Linked DNA regions of Homo sapiens: region 2 is linked to region 1. The links are chromatin loops, found by intact Hi-C in ENCODE. Cell type or tissue: PC-3. All regions are shown on one strand. Links, peaks and the distances in the headings refer to the core of each region. The heading gives the core; the rest is flanking DNA.

What was found. Peaks named below come from ENCODE experiments on the same cell type or tissue, not always from the same donor. Only the 100,000 strongest peaks of a DNase experiment are listed, where the experiment ranks them.
Region 2: a loop joins it to region 1, with 2.5 times the contacts of the local background. A loop is called at or near these places in 3 of 110 quality-filtered maps.

Annotation. Positions count from the first base shown.
Region 1 is chr5:92,903,410-92,919,127 of GRCh38, forward strand. It overlaps LINC02058 (long intergenic non-protein coding RNA 2058), which reads right to left. Exons shown (of 3, transcript XR_001742811.3): 2 at 10,597-10,726; 3 at 8,707-10,476. Among named protein-coding and RNA genes, the nearest start is that of LINC02058, 29 kb to the right of the region's middle. In PC-3, for the core only: CTCF peaks have their summits at 6,294 (motif pointing right) and 6,297 (motif pointing right); no DNase peak of the experiment used is centred there.
Region 2 is chr5:93,145,067-93,160,784 of GRCh38, forward strand. LOC105379083 (a long non-coding RNA gene) reads right to left here. Exons shown (of 3, transcript XR_007058869.1): 2 at 4,760-4,840. Among named protein-coding and RNA genes, the nearest start is that of LINC02058, 210 kb to the left of the region's middle. In PC-3, for the core only: no CTCF peak of the experiment used is centred there; a DNase peak (open chromatin) is centred at 6,255; H3K4me3 peaks cover 356 bases; H3K27ac peaks cover 1,654 bases.

The DNA of each region.
Region 1 (15,718 bases), core at 3,246-11,245:
ATCATAACAAGAAAGTGAGAAACTTTAAGGAGCATATTAAAATAATTGGTTAAAAAATAATGTATCAAAAAATGCATTTAGAAAATTAAAAGACAACATATGGAAAAATGAGGTTTAGTAAATTTACACATTTTTAAAATAAGATATTTTTCACATTAGAAAAAAGCCTTAAATTTTTATACTCACTGGAAAAAAATACAAGTGCTCTCTTAGGCTATAGGATTATAAACTGGCACAACCTTCCTCTAAGGCAAGTTGGCATATGTAAGAAATGCCTGAAAAATGTGCCTTTGACCAGTCAGTTAATTTATAAAAATATATTTAAAGAAAGTATTATGAATGTGCACAAAAATTTTTATTCAGTTGAGTTCTGTGTACTAGTGAAAGAAAGAAAAATAATCTATGCCCAACTATTAGAGGGTTAAATTAATAAATTTTGATATTTCCATATAATAGAATAAACAATGAAAGAACAAATGTTGATAATACCCATGTTGTCAAACAATAACACAACTACAGCTATTTTACTTCTTTCAACAAACATTGAATCTATTTTCAAGTAATCTTAATTCAATTATTTAATGAAAAATAGACCATTGACATCTGGGGCTGTGTGTGTGTGTGTGTGTGTGTGCATCACTGATTTGTACTTTTGAAACACTCCTATGCTGGCTATGTTGTAATTTCTTTTCATTTCTCCTGGATAAAGAATTATCTCTATTTGTAGAAGTTTTCTCACTAACAATACCATGCACTTTAGTCTACATTAGAATGAAGCTGCACAGGACTCTGCTTCTTCTTCTGCCTGTACAGAGCTGTCTTCTTCAATGAGCACATTGTACTGCTTTTCCTTCTCTTCCGGAGAGAGGAGGTTTCAGAGAAAGTGATATAAAGTTTGTGATTATCGCTTCAGAATTGAAACTGTTTTTACTGGCCCTTTAAATCATAGAGAACAATACTGCCCAAGCCACTGATATCCTATCTATATCGGGTGGCCACTTAAATGTTATTTTTCTGCAGATCTTTGCACCTTTTCACATGTGTTTTCTTTAAGTTAAAACAAAAATAAATATGTTTTTGATTATTCATTTATTTCGGTCTGTTAAAACTTGAGCTCCTTCAACTTATTTCGTGTTGGTTTAATTGCTTATAGAGGTTAAAATACTTTCAATGAAATAACCAATCTTGTACTCATTCTACTACGTAACAGAGGGTATTTTCTTAGGATTTGTAAGGAAAATTCCCGAGTACCTTTTAGAAATTTTAGTATGTCTCAATTAAAATAAAATATTATTTTTTTGAAAAAAAGCTAAAATGTGTCAATTAGAAAAATGAGACTTATTGAAATTTCTGTAAAATAAATCACACATTTATATGACTTTCAGAAATATTGATAAAAGAATTTTAATAATCATATTTATATTGTGGACTCAGGACAAGGTAAAAATATGTGCCCTTTTATTTACTTACTATCTAAAAATTAAAGGATTTATTCTGAATTTTGTTAATATGAATCAAGTTCTATGTAAGCTATGGATATAATACAGTTATATTTCTTACTTTGGTGAAAAGTGATTTCACAGGAGTAGTGTAGAACCCCTGTTAAAATCATGAGTCACACATAGTCCGTTTGAGTCGTGGTCTTGCCACACTACCTATGTTACCTGGGAAGCTGCTCTATTTCCTCCTAGGTATAAAAGGCATGACAATTCGTATTTTGAAAGTTCATTAAAAGGCAACTGAAATAATATATAAAGAACTTTAGAGAGTTATTTGCTCATAATAAGCACTAAATAAGTGGTTGCTATCATTGTTACTGTTAATAATATCAGTTTTAAAGTTTACTAAATATCATTGTCTTCTTCTGAATTGCTCCATCACTAGGGCAAGTTGCCTCTCCAAGATCCATTTCAATTTTGACTTGTTCCTATACTTCCTTGATTTTTCTGGCTCTTATTGATCTCTCTAATTGCTTCATTAGTGATTCTTACCCCTTTCCCCCAAGTGAATTGTAAATTCATAGAGATCAGGGATCATGCCTTCTATTACTTCTATTATTTCTGAATTCCTTAAAATATATTTATTATCTCATTGTTATGGTTGTTTATTGCTATATAATATACAATCCCAAAACTTAGTAACTTAAATGACAGCCATCTTATTAAGTCTCGTAATTTCTGTGGGTCAAAAATTTGGACGGAACATTGCTGAGTGATTCTTCTATTCCAGGTCACTGACAAGTGACAGAGTTACTTGGTGGCATTCACCCAGCAGATGGACATGGAAAGTCAAACTTTACTCACATGTTCGGTGCCTTGGCAGCACTAGTGGGAATATTGGGCATGGGTGGGAGTGTCAGTAAGAGTGCCATTGCCTACATATGGAGTATGTGTCTTGCCCCTCCAGGATGGTGACATCATGGTAGTTGGGCTTCTTACCAGCTCAAGTTCCCAAGTGCATGACCTTATATTACTCAGCCTCAGAAGGAAAGTAATTGTAGGCCCACTCAGGTGCATGGGAGGGGACATAGAGCCCATCTTTTGATGGGTGGAGTGTCAAATAATTGTAGCCATGGCTTAAAACTGCCACAATCCTCTATGACACAAAGAATCCCTTGAGAGTGGACACTATATGCTGGTCACAGTTATATCATCAACTACGTCTTATAGATCAGAAGATACTCAATAAATAATTTTTAAAAGAGCCAATAAGGCATTAGCTTTGAAAAAAATTATTAAAAACTTAGCCTTTTTTCATAGTCTCTGTAGTTAAGAAAAATTAAACTAATGATTTTGAAGTTTTTTTTTATACAGAATCTAGTCTTTACTAACCTTTTCTACCATGAAACCATGACTATATTGAAAATTTTCTCATTTCTGTTTCCTTGAACTCCTAGCCTCGAGCAATCCTCCTGCATCAGCCTCCCAAAAGTCCTGGGATTACAAGCATGAACCACTGCACCTGGCTGCATTAGTGTTTCCTAAGCTTTATTAGTTTCTGACTCAATCTCTTTTCCTTTTGTCATCTCCTGTGTGTGTGTGTGTGTGTGTGTGTGTGTGATTTGAAGTCAGAAGATATGATGTTTTCTGCCAATAATTCTGTGTAAGCCACTTCTTCAGTCACATTTGCTCTTTTGTAACAATAATGTGGCTAAGTTAGATGATATTTAAGGCTTCATACAGCTCTACAACTCTGCAACTATAGGTTTATTATTCTTATAATAATATGAGAGAGAGGCATAGCATGGTACTAAGAGTACTGGTATTGTAGTCAATAGGGCATGGATGTTTGTTCCAGACCTGCCACCTGCTAGTGGTATAACTTTTAGAGATAATAATTTCTCTATTAAGTTTTCAGGGTTGTGGTAAATCTAATGACATAATGAATATGATAACCTGTAAAGAGTCGCATGTAATGGCCGAGAAACATTTCTCTATCCTCTTACGAGGCCAGGGAAGAAGAAAGTTATAAAGGGTTTTAAAGAGGACGTGTCATTACACTAAATACAATTTTGGAGCACTTCTATGAACAGGCATCTATGCTGGAACATCTCCGGCTCCAAAACCTGCAACTAAGCACGGCCTATGCAAATATTATCCTTTTTCCTTATTTGGAGGCTGCATTTCTAATCATTGAAAACATGCACATTGTCAGGGAAAGACACTGATAATTCAGCCACTGAGCCAGTATAGAGAAGTTATTCATTCCTGGGTTCAACCCAAGGTCAAAAACATCAAACCCCAACCATTAAGCAAAATGGTGACAGGCATGGTAGAGATGACCTGGAGTAAATATATTGCACAGAGGAAGCAAGGTCAGGAATACAACAGGCCTGAAAAAATGTTGCAGAGACAAAGTCAGGAACAACTAGTTTAGAGTTCAGAGGTGTACATGAACAGAATCTTCCAGATGGAATAAAAGAGACCAGCAAAGGAGGAACCAGCCACCAACAAACTGGAGATGCAATGGAAATCCTCTGTGTCTAACTGCATTTATAAGCTGCATATCCTTCCAAACTCCATCTTCTCCACAGTCCAGACCTCCTTACCTTGGACAAATCTGGTGAAGACATAGAAAGCAATGTATTCTTACTTTCTTGCTGAAGAAGACAGTTTGTTTTGGCCTTCCGTGCTCAGAGTAAAGATAGGGCTCACTTCTTAAAATCTGTCTCTTCAGTCAGCTTGAGCCCAACACTGTTTTGGATGTATTATATTTTAACGTTCCCATTCAAAGGATGTTGAATCCAGTAGGTTTAAGAACACTCACTTTTTTTATTAGTGCGTACTTTTGTTCTCAGCAATGAGAATTTCTTCCTAATATTGTTTCAGTTCATCTAGGCTTAACAGAAAACATCACCTGTACCAGGGCAATATAAAAAATATACCTCTGTGTCTTGGGCCTAGGTGTGAATGGCACTATAATGGTTTGGTTGTGGGGCTATAATGTGTGATAATTTATGAAAATATAGAAAGGAATGGCCAATTTCTACATCCTGTTGTCCATATGGTGAAAGTCAAGAAAGGGTCAAGCTCTGCCTTGCCTTTGTTTAAAACACCTTTTTGAAGCCCAGTTCTTGGCCTGCCACTATGGAGACCTCTTCTGCAGCTCTGGGTGTCTGGGAAATGCCTGTTTCATTAGGACTCCTGACCCCTATCATTTTACACTTCAGAAGGAGTGACCAGCTCACTTAAAACAAAGAAGCTTTGACCTTTCTCCCCTTCTGAAACCAAAAACAGATGAAATTAAAGTGACTCATTTCCGGTTCTAAATATACTCTAAGAAACATCTTTTTCAAGTAGTTTTGGGCTGCGAGTTTTTAAAAAAAATTTTGCCTTGTTTTTATTTTATATTTCCACATAAGTATCTCATTCCCTTTTTGTCAAGGTCAATGTATTTATTACTTATATTCATGGTGTAACTCACTATACTTTATTTTTCCTTCCAGCTTTCTTACTTTCTTCCTCTTTTTTCTTCTTTTTTTATCTGTGTTGTTTATAACTGTGACCCTTGATCTTCCAAGTCTTAAAACAGCTTGGCTTTCAGCAGCTAAATCTGACAAGGTCAGCATTTTTCTATTTATTCTGAGAATACTGTTTACCCTCTGGGGTTTTTAAAAGCAATTCTGTAAAACATCACTTGGAAAAGTTTGTAGCATTCATTGAGACTTCCATAAAGTCAGAACACAATAAATGACAATTTCTTGCTCTGATTTTTGAAGTTTCAGACAATCATCACTACCTGATCATTTGGTGCCTAAACAGCTGCACTGACCAACATTTTAAAATTAAAATTATTAGATTAAAACAATCAATATTATATAAATATAATTTATTTTACTTCAGTAGAATGCCTTTGACAACTTTAATCAAAACTAAACAAATAACTCTTGAGTTTTGCCTTTCAGAAAATACTTCCATTAGAAATTGCATACACAGACATTATACTATTTATTTTAAGTTTTGAATGAGGATACAGAGGAAGCAGGCCTTTTCCGTAGCCAGGCTGTAGAACAAATCTACTTTTGATCAGAACTTAAGTTGCGAGACAGTTGGGGATCATAACTTATACTTAAGATACAAAATCTGTTTCTGAGCTGGTGAAATTGAGAATGTTAGTAGAGAAAGACTAATGCATTTTCAAAGGTTCAAAGATATTCTACCAGGCCTGGTACAGCTCTACATTCACTAGAGCTACTGTGGACACCTCTGCATCCCTGTGAACAGACCAGTTTACAAACTTTGAGATCAAGCTGAAAATATAACTTCCTAGCTGTGCAGTTTCAGTTCAGAAAGTCTCACCACTGCATCCAGAATTCTCTGCAATAGGCTTGATGGGGAAGCCAAAGTATGTAATATGTTCCAATCTTGTTAAGAAGCTTATTCACTAGACTATAAGGGGAAAAAAAAATTAACTCCAGAAAATGTACTGCATTAACAAACTGAGACTCTCTGGTGGTAGACAGGCTTGGAGAGGGGTGAGAGTATAAGTGTGCCATTGCAAATGTTTTGTAGTGTCTTCGGGAAGAGTGGGGCTCTTGAATCCCTAGCTCAGGAGAATCAAGGAGCAGGTGGTGCCTGGGAGGCTAAACACTGCTAAGTCTGCATTTATTCCTTTAGCTGTATCTGTGCATTAATTCAATAAGATGGTCTAATAAAATAATGCATTTTCAAAATGCTTAGCTGGCATTTGGGGAGGGGGTGGGCATTTTCATTATTTACTAAGGAATGCATTTTGAAGGAATTTGTGACTGAAGACAGCTTGCGCTGTAGGCTGCTCTCGCCTCCAGGGGTCACCCTTCCCTTTAATGACTATACAACAATAGTCTGAGACCCCCACCCTCAGGGACTTTAGTCTTTTAGCAATTTCTCGTGCCCTAGTAACTCTGAGAATTCCAGAGACTGCTTATATGTCTCAGAACCTGTGCTGGTGGTCGCTTTCACCCCTCCCAGCCATCTGTCTCTGTCTACAGTCACACCCTCCGCCGGCACCCTCTGGCTGCCTGAGTCTGACTTCCCTCAAGCCATTTCTGCTCCCTTCATGCCATTTTGTGCTAAGTGTGGACATGAGTCTGTCTCATTATTCCCCACAGCACAGTCAATAGCAGGTTCAAATATCTAACAAAATTTTGCTGAAGGCTTAGGGATAACTGTAAGAAAGAAATAATAAGAAAAAAAAAGAAAGAAAATAAATATAGAATAAAACACTAGATTTATATGACTTCCCCAAGTGTGCACACCTCCAGAAGCTTCCTCCTAAACGTCTCTCTCCTTTATACACACACACACACACACACACACACACACACACCCTTCTTACTTCACATTATACTGGCTAGCCTGCTTCTGTCTCATCTAGAATTAAGACCCTCAAATTCTTTGTGACCTCCACAGGGGGAAACTTTATTTTCTTGAAAGAAAACATGATGTGATCTGCAAAGAATACGATTATTTGTATTATCATATATGGGAGTTTATCTCACCAATATATCAAAATTTCTCATTCAAAATAAAATATTTGCTTTATCTTATTTTGATCAAGATGGGAGGAAAAGCTGTGCAGTTTAAAGGACAGGATGTTCCTTTCTTCCAGTAGTTAATTTTCAAACAAATTTTGGTGACCACCTGGGTACCCTGTTTCACTGGTAAGTTCGTATCTAAAATGAAGCACCCAGTGTGATTTAAGGAGAGGTCCTGGCATCTTGAGATCACTCAGAATCAAAGGCAATATGCGAATATCAAAGCTGCAAGTATAAAGGGATAAGGCAAGAACTGGAGCCTGCAGGCTGATGAGTCCCCTAGTTCTAGCCTTAGCCAGTGTAGACTGAGGATAGCAACACTTTTGGGGGAAAAGCGAGTGACTGTGTACGGAGAGTCATGAGATGGAAAAGAAAACTGCAAAAGTGATCAGAAACTCAGATTTTTAACATATTATGTCTTCTTGGTGGAATGGAATTTTCTTTGTAAAGACTAGGGGTTGATTAGAAAAACCCGGGAAGGTTAACTCTGAGTTAGCCTGGGGTAAAGATGAGAGACATGACATAAAACGTTTCTCTGAAGTCTGTCATTGTGCTTTTACCTCCCCTGATCTGCAGGGACTTAAACATGTAGGCACTCGGACAGGGCAATAATTTGGTTTCTCTGCAAACCAGTATAGTTAAAATATTTGTTCCCATTTATTCAGAGCAGGACTTCATGAGGGAAAGATTAAGAAAGAAGAGTCCCATTGGAAGCAGCTTTCACCTCTGACCTAGAACTCAAATACCTCACTCAGTAAACTGAAGACATTTCTGGGAAAATATGTTGTTGACCAGCTACTGTTATTTGACCAGTTCATCCTCACTCCGAGTGGCTTTTCAAAGTATGTCACTCAAAAGTGTACATATATTATGTTCCTTGGAATTTTTCTGATAAATATAATTCTTCCATCCTGTTAATTTTCTAATAATGTCCTAGTACCCTTAAAGACAGCAGCCCTGGGCACTGCCCATCTAGTTCACCTCTCAGTATGACTTGGCCAGTCTCATACCAGTGCCTCCTGGAGTTATTGATGTTAGTACCATTGAATACACATACCTTCTTTCCTGCTTATCTACATGACAGAAAACAAAAAGTGCATCTCAAAGCACAGGATCTTGGCTCAGGTGGACTCCTACTAAATGCTGTTCAATTGAAATGAATAGAAGTGCTGGGTCTAAGGGCATGAAGAACTATTGTTTTTAGAGGCCAAGGTGCATAAGATGTATATCTAAAATATTCCTGAGCTTCAGTCATCTGAGTGTGGTAAGTCAAATGAAGTTTGAGGACACTTCTTTGTACCACTGAGTCTTAAGGAAATATTTCTTAAAAATTTCCCGAGGACTATGCTAACATTCTAACTTGTTTAATAAATAGAACTTTGTGGACTTCACAACTCTGCCACTTCATTAACATGTTTTGCATGTAAATTTCTAATTGGTTTCTTTATACTCACTTTTAAGATGAATACATTCTTCTGTGTTAACATTTTATATAAAATCATGGTCTAGACTTGTACATGTACTGCTAAAATTAAATCATCAATAATCACTATCTAAAATGAATTACATTCTAAAAGCTCTGGCTAATGATTTATCTCTTCTTCATGGAACCGATCTCTATCAGATTGATTTATGTAGCAACCAATCATGTTTCAGTAAACTGCAGCATGCACATGCATCTTAAATGATGATAAGCTGTGACTGTCCATTTATTTGTATAACACTAGCAACAACACAAAAAAGAAAGAAAAGAAGGAAAAAGAAAGTCCCCACCTCTTACAAAAGCATCACAGGATGACCAAATCCTCTAAGAAATGATAATGGCCAATTCTATATCAAATTTCAGAATTACTGATATAGTATCATGCATATGCAAAAACAGTCACAAAAATGGTGAACATTAAAATGGTGACATTTGATACAGAGAATTCTTTGCCTTTGCATGTTTACATTATTTGCTTTGATAGCAAGGTACCTTTTTGCACATTAACATTATTTGCTTTGATAGTCAATGCTTTTGTTAGTTGTTGAAGTGATTGACAACCTCATGCTGTTCTATTTAATTGCCTTTTCTGCAATGCAAGGTTCTGTGTTTAGAAGATGCTGTTTCATAAATAAATCCAAAGTGTGTGTGTGTGTATGTGTGTGCCTGTGTGTGAACTACAGAGGTTTCATTTCTCAAGCTAATTCTGTAACTATTCAGCAACAGCTGTCGCCATATTTATCTGTATTTACACTGGAGTTCATTCTCATCTTTCATGTTTTTTGCCTTTTCCGTATTTAAGGAAACTCACGGATGTCCTTAAGTGAATGAACACCTTTTTACGAAGCTATTCATGTTTGAGGAAAGAGTAGAGATATTGGACATATCATGTTTTAGCAAAATGTGTAGAAGGTTTAAATTTTCAAGACCTAAACAATTATTTCCCACAAGACTACTCCTAAGATTTAAAACCCCTCAACATTTTGCATTGTGCCTAAATTTACTTTATATCTTTTGCATTTGTTCTCTAAATTAATAGTAAAGTAGCATCTTTTTCTAGTTAACAAATATAATACAGAAACACTTCTGCTAAAGGGTTTGCCACATGATTTTTAAAACTCTCTCATTGAGAGTTTGGTCAACATTATTGAGTTAGACAATATATGTAATTCAATATTGTTAAAATCTTTAACAAATTTTTATTATTTAACCTAAAAATGAAGTTCAAATAATTCTTAAAAGTAAGTTATAATTAAGACATCTTATTATAGTTGTATTCAGGACATGTTTCAAGACAGTTATTACGCTTTTTTGAAAATGTGGTCAACTCTTGGTTTTTTGTTATAAAGCTAGATGATTTTTAACACATTGGATAACAAATTCTGTAGGATTCTACAGCTCAACATGCATGGAATAAATGCTATGGTAACTTGTTCCTCATCCTTTGCTGTGAGCATAAGTTTAAAAAAACAATGAATTCAGTGGTAGAGAAATTAATTTCAGACTGATGTTTCTAACTAGTCTGAGAAATAAAAGTTGGATCACTTGTGATTATCCAATTGCTAAATGAGGCAGAGTGATTTTTTTAAATGCTGAAATATAAATCCTGACAGTGCCACTCAGTCACTGTTAATTGTATAAATCTCTTAACGATTTTTTGTTTGCTTTGAGATAGTGTCTCCATCTGTCACCCAGGCAGGAGTGCAGTGGCGCAATCTCAGCTCACTGCAACCTCTGCCTGCTGGGTTTAAGCAATTCTCTTGTGCCTCAGCCTCCTGAATAGCTGGGACTACAGGTGTGCACCACCATACCTGGCTAATTTTTGTATTTTTAGTAGAGACGGGGTTTCGCCATGTTGATCAAGCTGATCTTGAAATCCTGACCTCACACAATCTGCCCACCTCAGCCTCCCGAAGTGCTAGGATTACAGGCATGAGCCACCGCATTCGGCCAACCATTCTGAGTTCACTTTTTTCATCTGTAAAATAAAAATAAATAGTAACTACTTTATAGGAAACAACCAACACTGGATTATGTGGAGGGAAGGGAGCCAGGAGAATAAATGCCCAGCCCTCACTCTCCACTTTCTGTATCTCACCTCACAATGGACAAATCCAACCCCAGTCTGGAAGGCAGGAGACCATGGATACAGTTCCCAGGGAGTCTCCAGAGCAGAGAGCAGGATGCAGAATGGTGAAGAGTGGATTCTGAGACATAAATGGAAAATGCTAGAATAGACATGAAAAAAAAAAGGAATAAGGCCATAAGACAAAGAGCCCAGAAAGATCTCATTTCTATAATAAAGTTGGAGAAAAATATAGAGGAGATAACACATAGGTGGAACATTGAAGAACAGAGCCAACCATGCAAAGACACAGGCAGAGAAAATTCTAAGCTGAAAGAAGAGTATTGGCAATGGCCCTATGGCAAGAAGTAGCTCATTGTATTATGTGATTTGAAGGAAGACTCATGTGACTTCACAAGTCAAAGTAAGAAATGTAGACTTAATTGGGTATGCAATGTGTTTTAAGCAGAGGAGTGCCATTTAGAATGACCCTTCTGGAAGCTGTGTAAAGAATGACTTGAACCAGAAAAATGGGGAGAAAATAAAGAAAATAAAAAGAAGAAAAGAACAATTTTTAAAAATCCAAACATGTAATCAAATAGATATCACAAGGCAAAACCAAATGATTAAACACCAAATGAATCACATAGACCACAAAGCTCGTAAGTGTTCAGAGACAGAACAGTGCCTTTCAACTTGAGTTGGTAATAAAGGTTTTATGGAAGCTTGGCTTTAAACTGAAATTTAAAGGCTGATGTAGAATGGTAACAAGTGGAGGAAAAGGGAGAGCCAATTCCAGAATAAGAAGAAATGGAAGTTGGATAGTTACAGGAATATTTGGGGAAGAATGAAAGAAGCTTTTTTTCTGGAAAGGAGTAAAGGGGAGGCCCAGGAAGGGAGGGAGAATAACATTTGCTGGCCATTAGTGACTTAATTTTCTGCTCTTCTCTGATAAAGTTATAATTCATAAGCAGTGTATTAGTCTGTTCTTATACTGCTATGAAGACATGTACCTAAGACTGGGTAATTTAAAAAGAAAACAGGTTTAATTGACTCACAGTTCCACATGGCTGGGGAGGCCTCAAGAAACTTACAATCACGGTGGAAGGAGAAGCAAGTACGTCTTACATGGCGGCAGGTGAGACAGAGAGAGAGAGAGAGAACATGCAGGAAAAACTACCACTTATAAAACCATCAGATCTCGTAAGAATTCACTCACTATCATGAGAACAGCATAGGGGAAACCTCCCCCATAATACAATCACTTCTCTCTATGGACATGTGGGGATTACAATTTGAGATGAGATTTGGGTGCAACACAGAGCCAAACTCTATCAACCAGGTAGGTATTTCAATGAGTTTTGTGAGATTTTCAGGTACTATGTACACTAGGGAGATACTTCGGGATTTGCCCCCTCAAATTACATCACATAACCAAGCTATCAACTGCTGACCCACTTGTGGAAATCTGGTTCTGACTAAAATTCTCCAAAGTTCAGAAATACCTGAATTAAAATGTGATTGCAGCAAGGCTTGCCAAGCCAGTGATAACAGTATTACTTGTGTTATCTGCTGTTTTAGAGTGTTCATATCATTGTTTCCTTGGTGAAGATAATTGAGAAAAAACTATGTATTTATTTGTTCTCACTAGTTTTTTAAACTAAGAAATCTGATACTATTAATAATTGAAAATGAGTTGTCATTTTACTGGCCTACAAAACACTGGACAAAGTAGAGATTGCAGTTATATAAATTTTGACGAATATAGTTTTAGTATTAAAAGATAAATATTAAAAATTATTTTTGAGACATTAAAGCCTCAACTTCATTGTTATACTGTGCATGTATATTTTATGTTGAATGGTATGTTTGTTTTTCCTGTAAATGGCATAGAATTTTCAAAATTGGGGTATTTTTCTTCCAGAATGCATTTATTTCTCCCCTGAAGTTTAATGTAAGGAATGTAATTAGCAATATACTTAGTTCTACAAATAATTTTTTTAAAACTGTTATATTCCATATCAACATTAAGCAATCAAAATGAATATTATGTATTCATGTATGAATTGAAGACTCAGAGAATTTAAGACATTTGCTCAAGGTCACATAACAAATAAAGGACACAACTGAAGCTTGAATTGAAAAACAATGGGAGAAAATCATTTTCTCATATCCCTTGTTTGCAATACTTTGAACCTCCCTCTGAGGGCATCAGAGTCATTAATAAACTCACAGTAATCTCAATTTCCTTGTAAGGAAGGTAAAAAATTGTACATATGTTTGTATTTCACAACAAGGCTAGTAATGACCGAGTGAAATTCAGATAAAGAGAGTAAACCGGACTTTTACCAAGAGTCGTGCTGCAAAGTGGCTTCACTTACTACACTCAAAGCACTTCTTATAGTTCATAATGCTATTGTCTCTGTGATTGTTTGATTCATGCCTTTTTCAATAGACTGTAAGAAAATGAACAATTGAACATTAGTATTCCAAATTAATTCATCCTTGAAATGCTTTTGGCTCTCTTTCTACATCAATCTGAAACCCACACTTTCATCAAGCCTATAGTATATTTCCACCAGCTCTATGTACACTTCCTGATTATAGAACCCATTCTTTATCCCCCTTTGTTTATCACACTCCATCTTACTTTTGCAGATTGTCTTTTCCCTAATGAGTGCAGTTTTCATGGAAAAAACCCAGGTTTCTGTCTTACCCGTAAGAAAATCAGGGGTTCCTGCATCTCTTTCTTTTCCAAAACTCTCCTCTCACCTTGCTTTACCTTCACGTGAGCTTGGCTAATTGAAGCCTCTTTACTGGGGCTTTAAATCTTGAGCAGGAAAATACAAGAACAGAATACAAGAACAAGCACAGAAGAAAAGACTAAAAGCAATCATTTTAAAGGACCACATCAGAAGCCTATATACAAATTCAATCAATATCTGTTGAATTAATTTTGAATTCAAGGACTACATAAGAAAATAATCATCAAATAAGGAAACTGTTCATTGAGTTAGATTTTCCTAATAAGATCTGAAAACATCAAAATGCGGACAATTCATTAACCACAATATCTTCTATAAAATGAAGTCTCATTCATGTTGAAATTCTGCAATTTTTTGCTAAACACTGGACTGAAGACTTTTATCTCATTGTTAAAGTCCATTAATAAGGCCAATAGAAGAGAGAGGAATGTGGAATTAATAGGCAAAAGAAAGTGAAGTAATAAAATGAAGTCCGTCATGGCCCATGGCCTTTTCTGCAATATTTTAGTACATTCCTTTGATAAGCAAATACCAAGATCGCATTGCATTCATAACATACTAGGAATTTGCACAAGTAGAGGTTGATTTCATTTCTTATGATTCAAAAATTCTAAATGATTCTCAGTGCTTGCAAACATCATAGTTGCTGGTATTTGAAAATTTCACTGTGTTGTCAATAATTTTTAAAAATAAAAAATTATATCAAATGCAGAAAACAGTCCATAGGGGTGTAAATAAGCCATAGAAGTAATGGCAATACTGCCTGCTTATATAGAACTTTACTGTTTAAAAGCACTTTAACAATTGTGGTTCAAATAATTTACATTATATGAAAGGAATTACTATGGAGGAATTAATAGGTTTAAATACCACTCACACATACAATATATAGAGACATAATATTTCATTTAAAAATTCAGTTTATTAGAAAACATATATATATTTATATATATATTTATTTTTTTCAATGACTTTGCCATAAGAACATATATTATTTCTCCCAAAGTAAGTAAATGTTGGCTTTTCACACACAAAAGATGATAAGGATAATGTTGAAATATTATTTCTCACAGCAATGTTTAAAGCATTTGTATTATGTAAATAATTCATGTATTTTTTTCTTGTTAATACCAATTTGTATAACTATGTATGAGGAATGTTAAGAAATGCCTCATCAGGAGGAGATGAAAGGCTGGCAAAACTTGAAAAATTGAAAGCTAAACAGAAGTGATGGTTATAGTCCTCCTTTCACATTAGAAACTATAAAATTTTCCTGTTTTGTCCCATTTCTCAGTTGGAACATACTCTCACGGAGGAAACACAGATAGATGAAAAATTAACTTCTTTTCTTCTTTAAGAAAACATAAGCAGAATCACTTTTGATTTCTTTAAGTAGTTCAATAAACAATGAGTACTATTTTAAAACTACAGGCATTCCATGGGAATTTCTCTAGAAAGAAATAACTTATATTGAATGTCATTTTATGAGTTGAGTTTATGGAAAGCTATAATCTTTCTGCAATACAGAGTGTAATATAAACTAACTCATGCATGTTTCTTTTTATCTTGGGTATATACAGGAGGCCCAAATTATATGTCAGAAATGACCTAATGTGATTTCTTTTTTCTGAGAGGAACAAGGGAATATTAAAATTGCAGGTATTTGCCAAGAGTTTGCTTAATTTATAAATGATCTGCTTGACTCTGGGTGCACTGGGATATCTTAGTTTTGTCCTAATAGGTTTTTCAGATCATCTTCTGGAATGAGAGGGTTCTACACCAGAGACAGAAAGAGTATTGGGGCAGGGAGAGAAAGGACAAAGGACAGCAAGTAGGAGGTTCCTCAAACGATGTTCTCTTCAAGAATTGGAAATCTTTCATTGATATCTTTGGGAGAACCAAGCCCAAAAATAAGGAAATAAAACATTAAAGGAATAATAACATCCCCAAGACCTTCTAAAGTTAGGGAAGAGATCATGGGAAATGGTGAAGGGCTAGCCACATGTACACTTCCCTATAGTCCAGGCCCAAATGTCCTAAAAATATGTTGAGGTGTCTTAAGGATTGGTAACTTCAATATGAGTTATATTTGCTTTTAGTGTTTATTTCCAGGTAGTCCTTAACAGTAAAAGCCCAAAACAAAAGGTCCCTACACATTTATTTTGGGGTCATAGAGAAAGAGAGAACCATATTTTTATCATATTATGGAGGTGCATGGGGAGGAACTCTAGAAGATCTAAATGTTTTGGGGATGCTGGAGAAGAAAAAAAAAGTCTAAGTAATCATTGTAATCTTCCAGAAGAAATAATAAAGGGGAGGAAAGTAAAAGCTTCAAAATGAAATTATATTACTTTATTAATAATACTTATTAATATTTGTTTTATTCTACC
Region 2 (15,718 bases), core at 2,959-10,958, 240 kb after region 1:
TGCCGCCCGTCCTCCCGATCCGCCCGATGCCCATGCTCCTCCTCCAGTTCTGTGCGTGAGCTGCCTGTCTGGCAATGCGCCCCACTCTGCCACTGCTCCACTCTGCCTCTGCTCAATGCGCCCCGCTCTGCTACTGCTCAATGCACCCCGCTCTGCTACTGCTCAATGCGCCCCACTCTGCCACTGCTCAACGCGCCCCACTCTGCGTCTGCTCAGTGTGCCCCACTCTGCCACTGCTCAACGCGCCTCACTCTGCCATTGCTCCACTCTGCCTCTGCTCAATGCGCCCCACTCTGCCACTGCTCAGTGCGCCCCAGTCTGCCTCTGCTCTCCCTTGTACATCCCACTGACACAGGGAGAAAACCCCCTTCCAGCTGTGCTCAGGCACAAAGAAACCCTTCATAGGCGACATCCATCCATCCAATCACTCCCTCAGTTAAATGGCCCCAGTAAGGGAGATCTTCGTAAGGGCCACCTACTCATCCTATCACTTACTGAACTACTTTTCAACCTTCACTTCTTGTCCGATGATCTCAAATCCTTTACCTTTTAGTCAATGTGTGTGCTTTACAATTCTTAAATTCTATTTGGTGTTTTTCTATATCTCAGTGAAATTTTTCTGAGTCTAATTTGAAATTCAAACCTGGACCCAGTGTTCTCTCAAAATCCCTACTAGTACTATGTATTCATGATGAATTTTTTTTCATTCCTACAAATAAAAGGATTTCCATAAACTTCCCCACAGTCTACAAATATTTCATGAGTGATGCATGCCAAAATGAGACTCTCACTCTGGTAAATACTGACTTGGCATACATGCCATCAAAGCATTTGCAGATTGATCTCTGTTAGATACTCACGGCCTGGTGGACTGATAACTGCAGCTGTAGGGAAGAGGGGAGGGAATGTTAGGCTTACTCCCAGCTCCCCTGCATACACTCAGTGTTCCTGAATGAGCTAGCAAACCTCATATGACAATTTGTGGTAACAAAATTGTGATCTTGACACAGCTCCTAGAACAACAGAGTACTGAATAACAACAAAAATTGCAGTGAGTGCCATCACCGTGAAATGATGATTCATTTGGCAACTGCCATACAATATAACAAAAATATACCCAGATGAAATGAAAGTTACTTCAAATTTATAAAATACAAAAAATCTTTAACTACCTATTCAAACCCCAACATCATATAGTTCTAGGATAGATTATATGATGTACAATGCTCTTCTCAAAGATGGTTTAAAACTTAGGATGTCATGATTCCCTATATTTCAGGAGCTTGCTTTTCCATTCTCAGCTTGACTCTGCTTAAACTGAAAAGGATGGGCTGCAGACCTTGACATATTCTGTGAAACCCTGAAGTAGTTGCATCCCCATCTGCTGTTTTTTTGAGCAGCATATCACAGACAGATCTGATGTCCACAGTCACCCCTCCCATTCATGTGCTCCATTTGTCAGCTTTCTCCAATGGCTCACATTTTGCTTCTAGCTTGTCTTAGTCTGTTTTCTGTTGCTATAACAGAATACCACAGGCTACGTAATTTATGAAGAAAAGAGACTTACCTGGCTCACAGTTGTACAGGCTGGGAAGTCTAAGATTGAGGGGCCTCATCTGGTAAGTGTCTTCTTGCCACGTCATAACATGGCAGAAGGGTAAGTAAGCACCAAGACCAGAGAGAAAGGGGCTAATCTTTCAAGATAATGCACCCACTCCTGTATTGATAGCATTGATCCACTCATGAAAACAGAGTCCTCATGACCTAATCACCTCTTAAAGGTCCCAACTCTCAACACTGTTAAAATGGCAATTAAGTTTCAACATGAGTTTTGGAGGAGACATACAGACCATAGGATAGCCTTTCACCTGTCAGTCCCTGATTACAGAGATTCCCATTCTGTCCCACGAAACTTCTGTGGACCTCTGGGCCCTATTTTCCTTTAGGTATCATCTTTTCAATGAGTCTCTATACCCTACATCAGAGTTTATAATTTCCAGAGCACCCACTTACTCTAGAGGAATATTTTTAAAGATCTGAAGAGTTTGTGTCTGTTTCTACTCAACCTTATAGTAGTCTATCAATTTATTAGGTCCTGGGTAAAAAAAAAAAAATTAGAAACCAATGCACAATGCTAATAACTGTGAGATAACTTAATAGATATAAATGTTTCACAAAGGTGTTGCATAAGAAGAGGCCCATTAAGTAGATGTGTGAATCTGGAAGAACAGAAAGGGTAATTCTGTTTAATAAGATGTTTCCAGCATTATCTTACTAATTTGCTAAGGAGCAGGTACAGGCCATACAGCACTTATAAAGTAATTAGAAATCCTTGATAATTGTTTTTTTAATTAACAACAAAATTTGAAGGAAAAAAAACCTGATATCCATTCCCACTTCTCTTCTGGATTAATTGTATTAGATTCAGGAAAAGCAGTTTATGCACAAGAGATTTTTTCATTCCAAATTACAGGGTGAAGAGGAGACTATTGGATACTCATGTGATTTATGAAAGCAGAGGGTCCGCTTATTTCTACTCCTTTTAATGTTACAAGAAAACCTGCTGATCATTTCTGACAAACTTTTGGTCTCTTATTAGGGGAGAGAAGATCTCACTGTAAACACTTACTTTCCCCTTAGCCCTTAATATCATGTTCCATCCTCAATTATTGAAGGTTACTGAGTCACATAAGTCCAACAAAGAGAATTTTGATCATCAGCAGTGATGACAAGGCCATCAGCATAAATATAATGAGCCCTGCATGGTCTACAGAAAGCAAATAAGAATATTACTGTGATAAATCTAGGCGCTTCATACTGTAAGCGAATGACTGATCACTCAGCTAGAATTGCCTCCCCATGGATTTAGGCTTCTATTTTATTTCATGTCAAGCATTATGCCTACTTCTATGTTCCTCTAAGTCAAGATCAAATATCCCTTCCAGTGAAAGAAAAAGTGATGATAGGTGTTCCTGCCAAAATTGAGTCCATCCTTTTCATTAGAATCTTACCAAATTTTAAAGCTTACAATTTAAAATTCCAGTCATCTCCTGAAAATCAGTTTTCTCTAAGAATTTCACCTGCTGCTTGGCTTGAGGTGCATCTGTGTAAGTTTTTATCTTCTGTATTCTAGAATAAAAAAGAATGCCATTTTTATTTTATTCCCTTCTACGCCTAGGAATTGAGATTGTGTTCTGAGGTGGAATGAAGGATACAGGAAAGACCCTGATCTGTTGCATACATTAAAAAGGCAATTTGGGGAAGTGTAAAATGTCCAAATTGTGTCATTTCTGGCCTCTTTTATGGCCACTGAAGGAGATGGAAGACATTGTCACACCGAAAACCAGTCATTCAAAAATTAAAAATAAACGTTTAGCTAGGTGACCATACTTTCTTGTTTGCACAGGGACAGTCTCGGCTAGTGCCTGTGGTCAGGCATAATTATTAAAAGTGCCATTTCTCACCTTCAAAAGTGTCCCAGTTTATGGCTAGCCATATATAGAAAGCTGAAACTGGATCCCTTCCTTACACCTTATACAAAAATTAATTCAAGATGGATTAAAGACTTAAACGTTAGACCTCAAACCATAAAAACCCTAGAAGAAAACCTAGGCATTACCATTCAGGACATAGGCACGGGCAAGGACTTCATGTCTAAAACACCAAAAGCAATGGCAACAAAAGACAAAATTGACAAATGGGATCTAATTAAACTAAAGAGCTTCTGCACAGCAAAAGAAACTACCATCAGAGTGAACAGGCAACCTACAAAATGGGAGAAAATTTTCACAACCTACTCATCTGACAAAGGGCTAATATCCAGAATCTACAATGAACTCAAACAAATTTACAAGAAAAAAACAAACAACCCCATCAAAAAGTGGGTGAAGGATATGAACAGACACTTCTCAAAAGAAGACATTTATGCAGCCAAAAAACACATGAAAAAATGCTCATCATCACTGGCCATCAGAGAAATGCAAATCAAAACCACAATGAGATACCATCTCACACCAGTTAGAATGGCAATCATTAAAAAGTCAGGAAACAACCGGTGCTGGAGAGGATGTGGAGAAATAGGAACACTTTTACACTGTTGGTGGGACTGTAAACTAGTTCAACCATTGTGGAAGTCAGTGTGGCGATTCCTCAGGGATCTAGAACTAGAAATACCATTTGACCCAGCCATCCCATTACTGGGTATATACCCAAAGGATTATAAATCATGCTGCTATAAAGACACATACACACGTATGTTTACTGCGGCACTATTCACAATAGCAAAGACTTGGAACCAACCCAAATGTCCAAAAATGATAGATTGGATTAAGAAAATGTGGCACATATACACCATGGAATACTATGCAGCCATAAAAAATGATGAGTTCATGTCCTTTGTAGGGACATGGATGAAATTGGAAATCATCATTCTCAGTAAACTATGGCAAGAACAAAAAACCAAACACCACATGTTCTCACTCATAGGTGGGAATTGAACAGTGAGAACACATGGACACAGGAAGGGGAACATCACACTCTGGGGACTGTTGTGGGGTGGGGGGAGGGGGTAGGGATAGCATGAGGAGATATACCTAATGCTAAATGACGAGTTATTGGGTGCAGCACACCAGCATGGCACATGTATACATATGTAACTAACCTGCACATTGTGCACATGTACCCTAAAACTTAAAGTATAATAATAATTTTTAAAAAGTGTCCCAGTTTAGACAATAAATTACATGGTGATCCTACTTACAACCAAGTTGGAAGAGAGAATTCTTCAAGCTTCCTAAAAGTAATCTTCCAGGTAAATATGAGGTTTCTACTGGTACTCAACCTAAAAGAGAAAATATAATACTTCAGGGATTAGGGTCTAATTACATCTATCTTTCTGCAGGTTTTTATTTTTAAAAACCTCATCTTTATGATTAAATGTAGATATCATCCCCTATGACGAGGATGGACTTTTTTAAGTGTTCAAACCAACTAACAATCAGCTAACTAATTTAACAATCTAACTAACTAAATGATAGAGATTGAAAAATCACAAGACAGCTTACCTGTTTTCACCAATGTGCCTAGACCCAGGGGATTTGAATAACTGCCTCACATTCATTTATTCATTCAACAGGTATTCAATAAGTATGAAGAACTGTACTAAGTGTTTTCGGGCATAGAAATCAAATCAGATTCAGACACTGCCCTCATGGACTTTATAGTCTTGTAGATAAGATAAGAAACATATATGATAAATGTCCACAGGAAAGGAGACTACACAGTACTAATTGAGTCTAGTGGGAAAAAAAGATGACATTCTTATCAGGGGACCTGGGATATATACTGACATAACCATTCTGGTTGTTTAAGTTTTGAAATACTTCCCAAGCAGTTGATAAAAAGAAATTCTCCAAGCCACCTTATGGTGTCCCCAAGTCACTTATTTAGGCCCCCAGGTCATCTTGTGGTGCCCCAACATGAGCCACAGCAGCAGGTGAACAAGTCCAGGAGCATTTCTGGTGAAAATAAGGATGGTCCAAATAGCTGCAGAGTAGACTGAGACAGCTGCTTGGGCAGTGGAGACGACGCAGGTTGGAAAGGTGAAGTACCCGTACACTGCTCAGGAACAGCCCAGTGTCCATAGGCCTGCAGAGCAGTGGCATTGGTATCAACATTGTCAGCAGGAGCCTGGCAATGGGCTGTCTAGATTGGTTCATCTGAGAAATGCTGGTGTTCTGATGCATCCCCAGTCAAAGCATAGACAGCACACACAGTCACCTCTAGCTGCAACAAAACACCAAGCTCCAGGGGACCTGGTGACTCTTTCATTCTATTCCCTATGGAAACACATTGACATGACTGTAATACAGCATTATTCTCTTGATTTTTACTAAGGGTCAGCATAAGAAATGACAGTATGAATACATTTTCCATATCTTCTTTAAAGGCCACTATTAAAGAGAAATTGATTGAAAATGAAAGTGAAGTGTCTTGAAGAAGATGGCCTATAAGCCTGACAGTGTGAACAAAAAAAATAAGGCTAAAAAATATAATCAGAAAAAGCTGGCCTCTGTGAGGTTAAAATAATTCTTTGGCCCCTCACTATAAAAATACTTTCAATATTTTCTTTTATTTTAGTAATTCATGGTTAGGTTCTTGTTTATTTCCAGGAACATTTTCTTCTTACCAACTGGTATATATCCTTTTATTAGAAAATGAATACTACATGACTCATGGAATTTCTTTATTGGCCTTTGTGACCCCCACAGGAACTAAATTTAATGTGCAACTGTAGAAAATATCCCTAGCTTAGATTTCAGATCTAATGATCTCCTCTGTTCCTACATATGGCCCTTAATATTTTAGCCTTATGTTAACATCTTATTGTATATGTGTAACCCATATCAAATTCTCCCAAAATAGGAGACTTACATCAAGTAACAGGTATATTTATGGATATGTTTTATAAAATATATAATCTTTTGAAATTTTAGACAGAAATTTCAAGAAAGTATTAAATAGACGAAGTGTTCATCTAAACTCTGTGTCCTTTGTGGGTAGCGTCATAATACTCCACCCTTTCTTGAGTGCTTACAACAATTCTTAGCTCGTATTTGTTGAATAACAAAATGAATACTGCATTAAGAAAGTATTATCGTATTATTCTCAAGATCATAATGGAGGTCAAACACCACCATAATGATGTCAAAATCCCTTCATTTTCTGAACTAAATGTGTAACAAACTTGCTGAAAGTATATTAATCATCATTTGTGACCAGGAAATGTTTTTTAATTATTTGGATATTTTGTGGTATTCGATATAGCAGGGATTTTAGCTGGAATGCAACTTAAAGAAAATCCTGTCTGCAACCGTAATGCAAAACTTTCCACTTAGCAGAACACCCAGTATATCTGCCTCTCAAGGAGTCCATTCATTTTCAGTTTCCAGCGTTGAGGTCCCCCTCTGGAACTATAGCAAATTAAGAGGTGTGTGATTCTTGAAGCTTTGTCTCTTTTACATTAATAAAGACTAATCATGTTTAAACATGTTAGCACGGCAAGTCCGGGGATGTGGGATAGGATGCCAGTTCTAAAGTGAAATTAGTAGTGTGAAGAAAGCTATGTGAAAAGTCGTGGAGAGAAATTGATTGAAAATGAAAGTGAAGTGTCTTGAAGAAGATGGCCTATAAGCCTGACAGTGTGAACTAAAAAACTAAGGTTAAAAAATATAATCAAAAAAACCTGGCCTCTGTGAGATTAAAATAACTCTTTGGCCCCTCACTATAAAACAACTGCATTAAAAGGAGAAAAAATTATACCCATAATATGCATGTTGCACAGAAGATACCTTTCAGAAAGGAGTCATGAGCAGAAAATTTTCTGGGTATAAGAAAACAAATGAAGAAGGAAAAAAATGAGCTTGCTCTTTACAACCAATGAAAACTTTCCTTTCTCTCTCTCTCTCTCTCTCTCCCCCTTCTCCCCTCCCTCCCTCTGAAATATACATACACTTGTTAAGCATTGTGAGCAGTTCACAAGCTACACAGTGAGTGAGAATCACTGCCTTAGGGTAAGTTGTTCTTACAAATAAGAAGTCAGGACCTCTGAGGCCCATATTCATTTTGCCTAATTTCTTCATGCTAGGTAGGACTTCTATAGTTAAATATTTTTCTTCTCATGTGATATTCAACTACAGATCAAACATTTGGGGTCATTTTGCATTAATGCAAAGTTTCATCATGGTGTACCAATTTCAGGTAGTTAAGTCAATAATCATAAGGAAGAGGAGAAAGAGAAAAAATAAATTATTGTATGCTTGCTGTGTGCTAGGAGCTTTCTGCATATTATCCCATAGGAGGCTCATGTCACTGAAGACAGAATTTTTGTTAATCCCTTTTATACATACGTAATGAATTGAGAGAAAAAGGTCAAATCTGCATTTGTGGCTTCAAGTGTGGCCATGGAGAGCCAGGGCTTAGTTTATCAAAAAGTAGGCATTAGTAGCTCACAGATTGCATTTTTGTAGCTCTTTACTCCAAACCAACTTTGCAGAAGGGTTCTCACCCACCTTACTGTCCCTAGCAATGCAGCTGCTTCCTTCCGTTCACTTAATTGATCATTTTTAATAGAAGGAAACAGATAATTAACTAATCAGGCAAGACATCTATTAGTGCAGACAGGCTTGTAGCTAAGTATTCAATTTATTTCAGAATGTCTGTAAAAGTGTTACATATTGTCAAAACCTTGCATATTATAAATAATGCCACCTTTAGCTAGGGGTGTATTTCTTACCTCTAGAGTCTTATGAAGTCATTCCTCTAATGGAGAAAGAGAGCTCCCGGCATTCTTAAAGGACGTACCAGTGTTGCAGAGGATGCTAGGTATTAAGTGAAAGGGAGAAGCATATCCTAATTCCTTTTCATCCCCTCCTCCCTCTACCCATGGAACAACTGACAAGCTGAATAGCTTATGGGGGTGAGTTGATCAGTAGGAGTGAGTGAAGAAGGCTAAGGCAGACAATTCTCCCAAATTAGTCCGCTGCCAGTCTTGGTTCACTGGCACTTTGACACCAATGTTAGGATGCGAGTTTATTGCAGTGGCACTTTGGCAGGATACCATTTCACGAGGAGCTTCCAGCTCAGAAAAGAAGAACAGGACTGTTATTACTGGATGCTTTAAATTCATGGGCCTTGCAAATGGAGAGATGTGTTTGTCAAGAAGTCCACATTTAAACAAATACTTGATGTTGACTTTTTGTGTGGGGGAAACTCACTTAACCCTCTGAGATCTCACATTTCGGCTAAGAAAGAGCAGTGGTTAGCTGGGTTCTATAGAAGGAATGATAAGCATTATAAATTCTCTTCCAAAATCCAAATTTACTCAAGAATGCACAACAGTAATGAACATTTATAAATGCCAAGAATAAAGCATATAGTGAGAAAGGTGAGGTTAGATTGTACCTATTTGTCATAGGATTTCACTGGAAGCCTTTTAAGTAAATTCCTCCAGTTCTAACAGATAATTTGTAGGTTGACACAAGTGCTGTGATGTGTTGCAGATGCTATAAGCCCTCTAATGCTGAGAGTGTGAGCAAAATCAGCAGTACTCTCCCCCCATTCCCTTTTTTAAGTTGTAAGCAGACAACCATGTTCCATAGGTCACAAAGTGTAAAGGTTAAACCTGCAGGATGTAAAGTGAGGAAACCAATTCACATGTATTATCTGAGAAATTAGTCTCACTGCTTTAGAGTCATAGGCTTTGAAAGTAAGGAGCTGACTCTTAATCAAATTCAACTTAGCAAAATTAACCTAAGACACATGTAATGATGACTGCTATTGAGTGATAATTAGCCATAAATGGAAAGTAATTCACAATACGATTAAAAGTTGTATTACTGTTTATTATCATAAAATATCTTTTCCCGTGATTCTTCCAGTATTTGAAATCAACATGAATGTAACCATACAGTTCTCAAACTTTGCACCAAAGCACCTCAGCATGCCACAATGAATTCATGATAAGATATTTTTGAATTTCAGAGGGAAACACAGAGATATTGAATATCTGTCAAATACTCCATAAACTACCAGCTTTGAGTTATTCACAGTGTCATTACTGATTCCTAGATTCCTTTTGGTGACATCATGCCTATGCAAAACTAGGTTCTCAGCAGTTACTATGAGCAGGCACCACATGAAAATCAATGTAGAATGTGAAACAGGATCTAAGGCTTGCAACGTCTCATCTGATTTCAAAGTTTGAGAAGCTGCATGAAGCCCAATAAGCACACACACCCCATTTGTATGTCATACTAGATAAGAGTCAAACAAAAATATATTTTTTCAATTGATGTGTAATTTTTTAAATGGCCAATAAGTTGTTAGGACATAAACACTCAAGTGTTTTTGGACCCAACCACTTAATTGAACTGTTACTTATTTATTTTGGCCTAGGAATGCTGTGAGAAAAAAATTTAAACACTAAGAACACGGTGAGCAAAAAAAAGTTTGAGAAGCTCTGAAGTAAACAGTTTTCCCAAATCTCTCTCTCTCTCTTATCTCTCATGCACGTGCATGACACACATGGGCATACATATCTACACTCTGACCCATAATTTAAAAGGGATTTCTACCTTTTTTTCCATTTAATAGATATTTATCAAGCATCATGTATGTGTTAGGCACTGAATTAGTCTAGATAACACAGAATGAGTGGAACCAATAGTCTCTGCTGTCACAAAGCTTAAGCTCCTGAGAGACAGGCAGTTGACAAACAAGTAAACACCCAAACACAGAACACAAACAATAAGAAAAGAATAAGAAAGGGTTCTTTCTAGATTTCACTCTCTAACTTCAGGGGCTCCCTTTGCCCCTCACCATGCAACAAAATTATGCTTGGCTTCCCTCCCACAAAACCCTAAGAGAGTCTTAAACCACACATGCCCACTTGCCCACCCTACTGAGGAGTAGGAAACAGCATAATCAACATACAGGATTAGAAGTAGCATCAGAGACAGCTCCAATTAGCTCCAATGAGAAAGAGCTCTGGGTATATACATAGTCTTGAGACAACTGAACAGAGGTGTGCTCAACAGGGAGCTTGGATTAGGCAACAGGAAAAGGAGAAAAGGACCTGGTGGGGACCAGCCTTGTGAAAGGCTACATCCTCAGGCAGGACACCTCTAACTAGTCTGCTACTCTAAGAATCTGTAATTTCAAAGCATGTCACTTCCCACCTAGATGCTTGGAAGGCCAGGAAATAAGATTGACAGAGGATGCCACTGAAAAGAATATGGGAGCCTTGCCTTTTGGTCTAAACCAACTCCTGTTTGCCATCAATTCTCGGACAAACAAAATTGTGCACAAAGTATCTCCCATCCAATGGAAGCTTTTCTCCTACTCCTCCCTACTTTTAGCAGGAAGGAAGCCTAGACACTACCAATGACTAGACTAGTCATGACTAGTATTATTGGATACTACTGCTGTACCCTTTTCCATAGCTCTACATAGAGGTACTTGTGCAGTCTCCTTACCAGAAATAGCCATGCGTAAACAACAATCACCAAACAAATCCCTTGAGTATTTAAGTAACAAGGGGAATTTCAACTAGAAGCAAACTCTACACTTCTATGCATGCATTTTTATTCCAAAAGGATTGTGGATGATGAGAGAGAAAGTAGTGCCAGAACAAACAAAGTGTTAGAGAGAAAAGCAAATGGAGATCTTGCCTCTCCTAATAGAGTGAGATTTCTGGACTAGAATATTTGTCTTCCTTCTCAGACTTGCCTGATATTAGCAGTGATACTTGGAAGAGTCAATCACTCTGGTACCATCACAGGAAGGAAAGTAATTCTAAGTGATAATTTAGAGCCTGTGAAGGATTTTTATGAGACTCCTCCTAACTGAGGAACTCAAGAGAAATCAAATGATCTCCTACCTACGTTTAGCAAATTCAAGTTGGAGAGTATCCTATGCCGTCGGACTTAGAGCTGGGCAACTCACTACATGCTTTCACAGCAAGAGGACTAGAGCAATTTGTCTTACAGAAAGAAAAAGTACAAACAGAAGGACAAGAGGAAAAAAGCAATTTGAAAGGTGGTGCGATGTTCAGCTATCTCAAGATGTGGAGGCGATGCTTCTTGTTGTTTTCTGCCTTGCTGCGAAGACAGCTGTAATTATGGAGTAATTTGCCAGCCTCCTTCAGCTCATGAACCTTCTAGGTAGGAGCCATACTCATTCTCTCATTGACACATGGTGTGCAATAATGTCAGTTGTGTCTCTGCTGTCAGATGCTCTCCGCTGCTGGGGAGTCATCTACCCAGGTGTGTTAGCTTTTTCCATCTGAATCAGAGTAGTCCAGCGCAAAGAAAGCAGGTTTTCAGAAGAAAAACATTAGCACTTGAAGGATTTTTTTTTTTAGAGAAAGAAACGATGTTTTTAAAAAGCATTATCATGTTGTTCAGTACACAATTGGGTACTTAATGGTATGCTGTCTTGTTTTATTCTCTACTGGAATTGCTAAAGTCTAGAACTGGACATGACCTCAGACCTCATCTAGTCCAACCCTTTAATTTTAAAGATTTTAAAGAGAACACCATGGAAAAGTTTTTTGGCAGGGAAATAATCTGAAGACAGATTTTCAGATTCCCAGATTGGTGTTTCACTCTATTCTGTCTGTCTCAGACGTTTTAGAAGACAGTAAGTTTGGGATTGCCAATATGCCTATATCTTCATAATAATTCTCAAATACTTACCCCCAATGAATTTCCAAGGTTTTTTCTTTACATTTTTCTTGTAAGTCTAAGAAGGATAAGTTGTAAGAAAGAGAGAAATCCAGACAGAAAAAAATTATGGTATGAAGACTTTAGATATTTTTTAAATTAGTTCTAATAATAGCAGCAAGTATTTAATGCTTACTCTATCCCAGATACTGGAGATGAACAGGTGGGCAAAAGTATACAGTGATCCTGTGATCAAAGAGCTTAAACCTAGTGGAGGAGTCATACATTAATTTAAAAGAACAGAAACCCCAGCACTTTGGGAGGTCGAGGTGGGTGAATCACGAGGTCAGGAGTTCAAGACCAGCCTGGCCAAGATGGTGAAACCCTGTCTCTACTAAAAATACAAGAATTAGCCAGGCATGGTGGCTGGCACCTGTAATCCCAGCTACTTGGGAGGCTGAGGCAGAGAATTGCTTGAACGCGGGAGGCGGAGGTTACAGTGAGCCAGGATCGCACCACTGCACTCCAGCCTGGGTGACAGAGCAAGATTCCGTCTCAAAAAAAAAAAAAAAAAAAAAAAAAAAAAAAAAAACAGAACAGAAACACATTTATTGAGGGTTTTTAATGTGCCAGAAACACTGAAAGAGTGCTTACTCATTAACTCATATAATCCTAACAAAAAAACTTCAAGATAAATAATATTACCTTTACTAACATCATCCCCATTTTATATATGAGAAAACCAAGTCAGCATGAGTTTAAGTAAGAGCCATAAGGTCTGGCCGGTGAAGGTAGAGAGAGGAGATTTGAACCCAGGGAATCTGAAGCCAGACCCCAGACCTGACTTGCTTAACCACCAATGTCTGCCATGATGATCTATAAAACAGGAAATGTGGCAGGAAATGTTCAATGCCATTAGAGAAGCCCACAATATTTTCTTCTGCCTTTCAAAGAAATAGATATTTAACTTAAAACTATTAACCTTAAATCACGGACCCCTTCGATCTGAGTTAAAAGGAAGAGTGCAATCTATTTGAAAACAGAGGAATGACTACTTCCCATTCTAGTCTCAATTACCACAAGGGACAATAACCCAGATCTAAAAACATTTTATAACACCGGGACAAAACACCTCTCATTTAACTTATGTGGAGCACTCAAAAAAAATCACATGACCTTTGTAATGGGCAAACCACTGTGATGACATAGGCCTTTAGTTACTGGGTGGGCATTACCCTCTGGCCTCTGCATGATGTTAGCAGTCCTACTTCTTGGCACTATGCTGTAAGTTGAAGCATTTTGCTATGAATCTTGCCTTTCTGACTTTGAAAGTAGGGTGACCAATTGTCTCAGATTGCTTGGTACCGAGGTCTTTTCCAGGATGCAGACTGGAAAAACTGGGACAGAACTAAAAACAAGGACAGTCTCAGGCAACCTTGTCTTCCTACTCATGCTTAGCATGGCAGCTGAGTGCATGAGGAATTGATACAGCCCATGTGAGTGGAAAAGATCCAACCCTGCTCATTTCTGGGTAGCCATGTCCGTCTTCATGGACTCCATTGTTGATCATAGCTGATGAAATTAGTGGTTTCTTTACTTAGCACAGTGATAGCTCCTCAGTGAGCTCACCCTCTTCTTCATATGACAAAGCCACAAAAACATCTTGGCTGTCTTGGGCTATAAGATTGCCTTTGCTCCAGATGTGGCTTTCATTTGATCCTCAACGTGGGCATCTTCCCTGTTGCAGGACTCTGTGGCAGGCCACTTTGACCGTCACCCCAGTGACTGTGCTGGTAGCGGGCCAGCTGACAGCCTCAGCAGACTGTGGGGATCTGAGGTCATGTCTCAGGCTTGTGTCTGCCTGAACAAGCCATTCTGCCCTTCCAGCTCTGCTGCAAACACTTCTTGTTAGGAGGATTTGCCATGACAAAGTTTCCTCCCAGAATTCTATATAGCAAATATGCATAGCATCCCTCTACCGAGCCTTCCTTCTCCACCCATTCCCCTTAGTTTTACTACCCCTCCCACTGCCAGCAAGGGTTCGAAGCCAGAGAGATGAGCCTGGACATGAATGTCTCTATCCTTACATTTACTTCTCTCTTTGAATGACACTCCTTCCCCATCAGAAGGCTTTATGTTTCCTCCTAATGGGAAGTGTTCTTTTTTTTTTTTTTTTTTTGAGAAGAGTCTTGCTCTGTTGCCCAGGCTGGAGTGCAATGGCACGATCTCAGCTCACTGCAACCTCTGCCTCCCAGGTTCAAGCAATTCTCTGGCCTCAGCCTTCTGAGTAGCTGGGATTACAGGTGCATGCCACCATGCCTGGCTAATTTTTGTATTTTTTAGTAGAGACGTGGTTTCACCATGTTGGTCATGCTGGTCTTGAACTCCTGACCTTGTGATCCACCCGCCTCTGCCTCCCAAAGTGCTGGGATTACAGGCGGGAGCCACCGTGCCCAGCCCCCGGGAACTTTTCTTACATCACATTCTATATATCTCTACAATGGAGCTGGCATGTAGAGGGAAGCTCATGAAATTAGAAAACCCTAAACTTAAGAATTGAGGTTGCTACTCCAAGCTAAGCAATGGCCTTCTATGCCAAGGGACTCTGCCTGAAACTATAAATGCTATTGGTTCTATGAATAAAAAGTTACTAAGCAACTTGCTAAATACATCAGCAATACTTGCAAAAATATTAACCTCATTATACTTTTTAGTTGTCTTAATTTCATACTGTCTTCTTATTTTTTTTCCTCTATTTTTTACCACCATGATAGCAAATGAATCTGTGGCAACATTGCCTCTGCCAGAATGAGACAGAAGGAGCCCTGCACCTGAAGGAGGGGACATGTCAAAGAATATCTTCCTTCTGCCCTGCCAACAACACGCCACCCTGTTAAAACAGCAAGTGAAATATAGCTATACGACAACCATTCAGAAGGGTTATTTAAATTCATTTCCTAAAAAGACTTTTTTTTGATCACTGGAAAAAAATTTAATTTTTAATCTTCACAAATGGTAAGATCCCTTGTTTGCTCACTGATAATTTTTATTTTAGATATACTGCTGTACCTCATGGTGGGCTTTTCATGAGAATATTTGACACAGAATCATAGACTATTTGAGCCCACTAGGTCCCAAGAGGGCATCTAGTACAGCCTTTTAAAAATTTTTATAGACTTTATTTTTTGGTGCACAGCAAAATTGAGAGGAGAGATTTCCCATATACTCCCTGCCACAATGCTGCACAGACACCCCCATTATCAATATCCCCCACCTTTCTATCAATCCCAAAGAGTATATTTGTTACAATAGATGAGCCTATATTGACGTATCATTACCTCCCAAAGTCTATCATTTACATTAGGGTTCACTCTTGCTGTTGTACATTCTACAGGTTTGGACAGTTGTTTAATGACGTGGTTCCATCATTATAACATCAGAGTATTTTCACCACCCTAACAATCCTCTGTACTCCATGTATTCATCCCTCCCTCCCG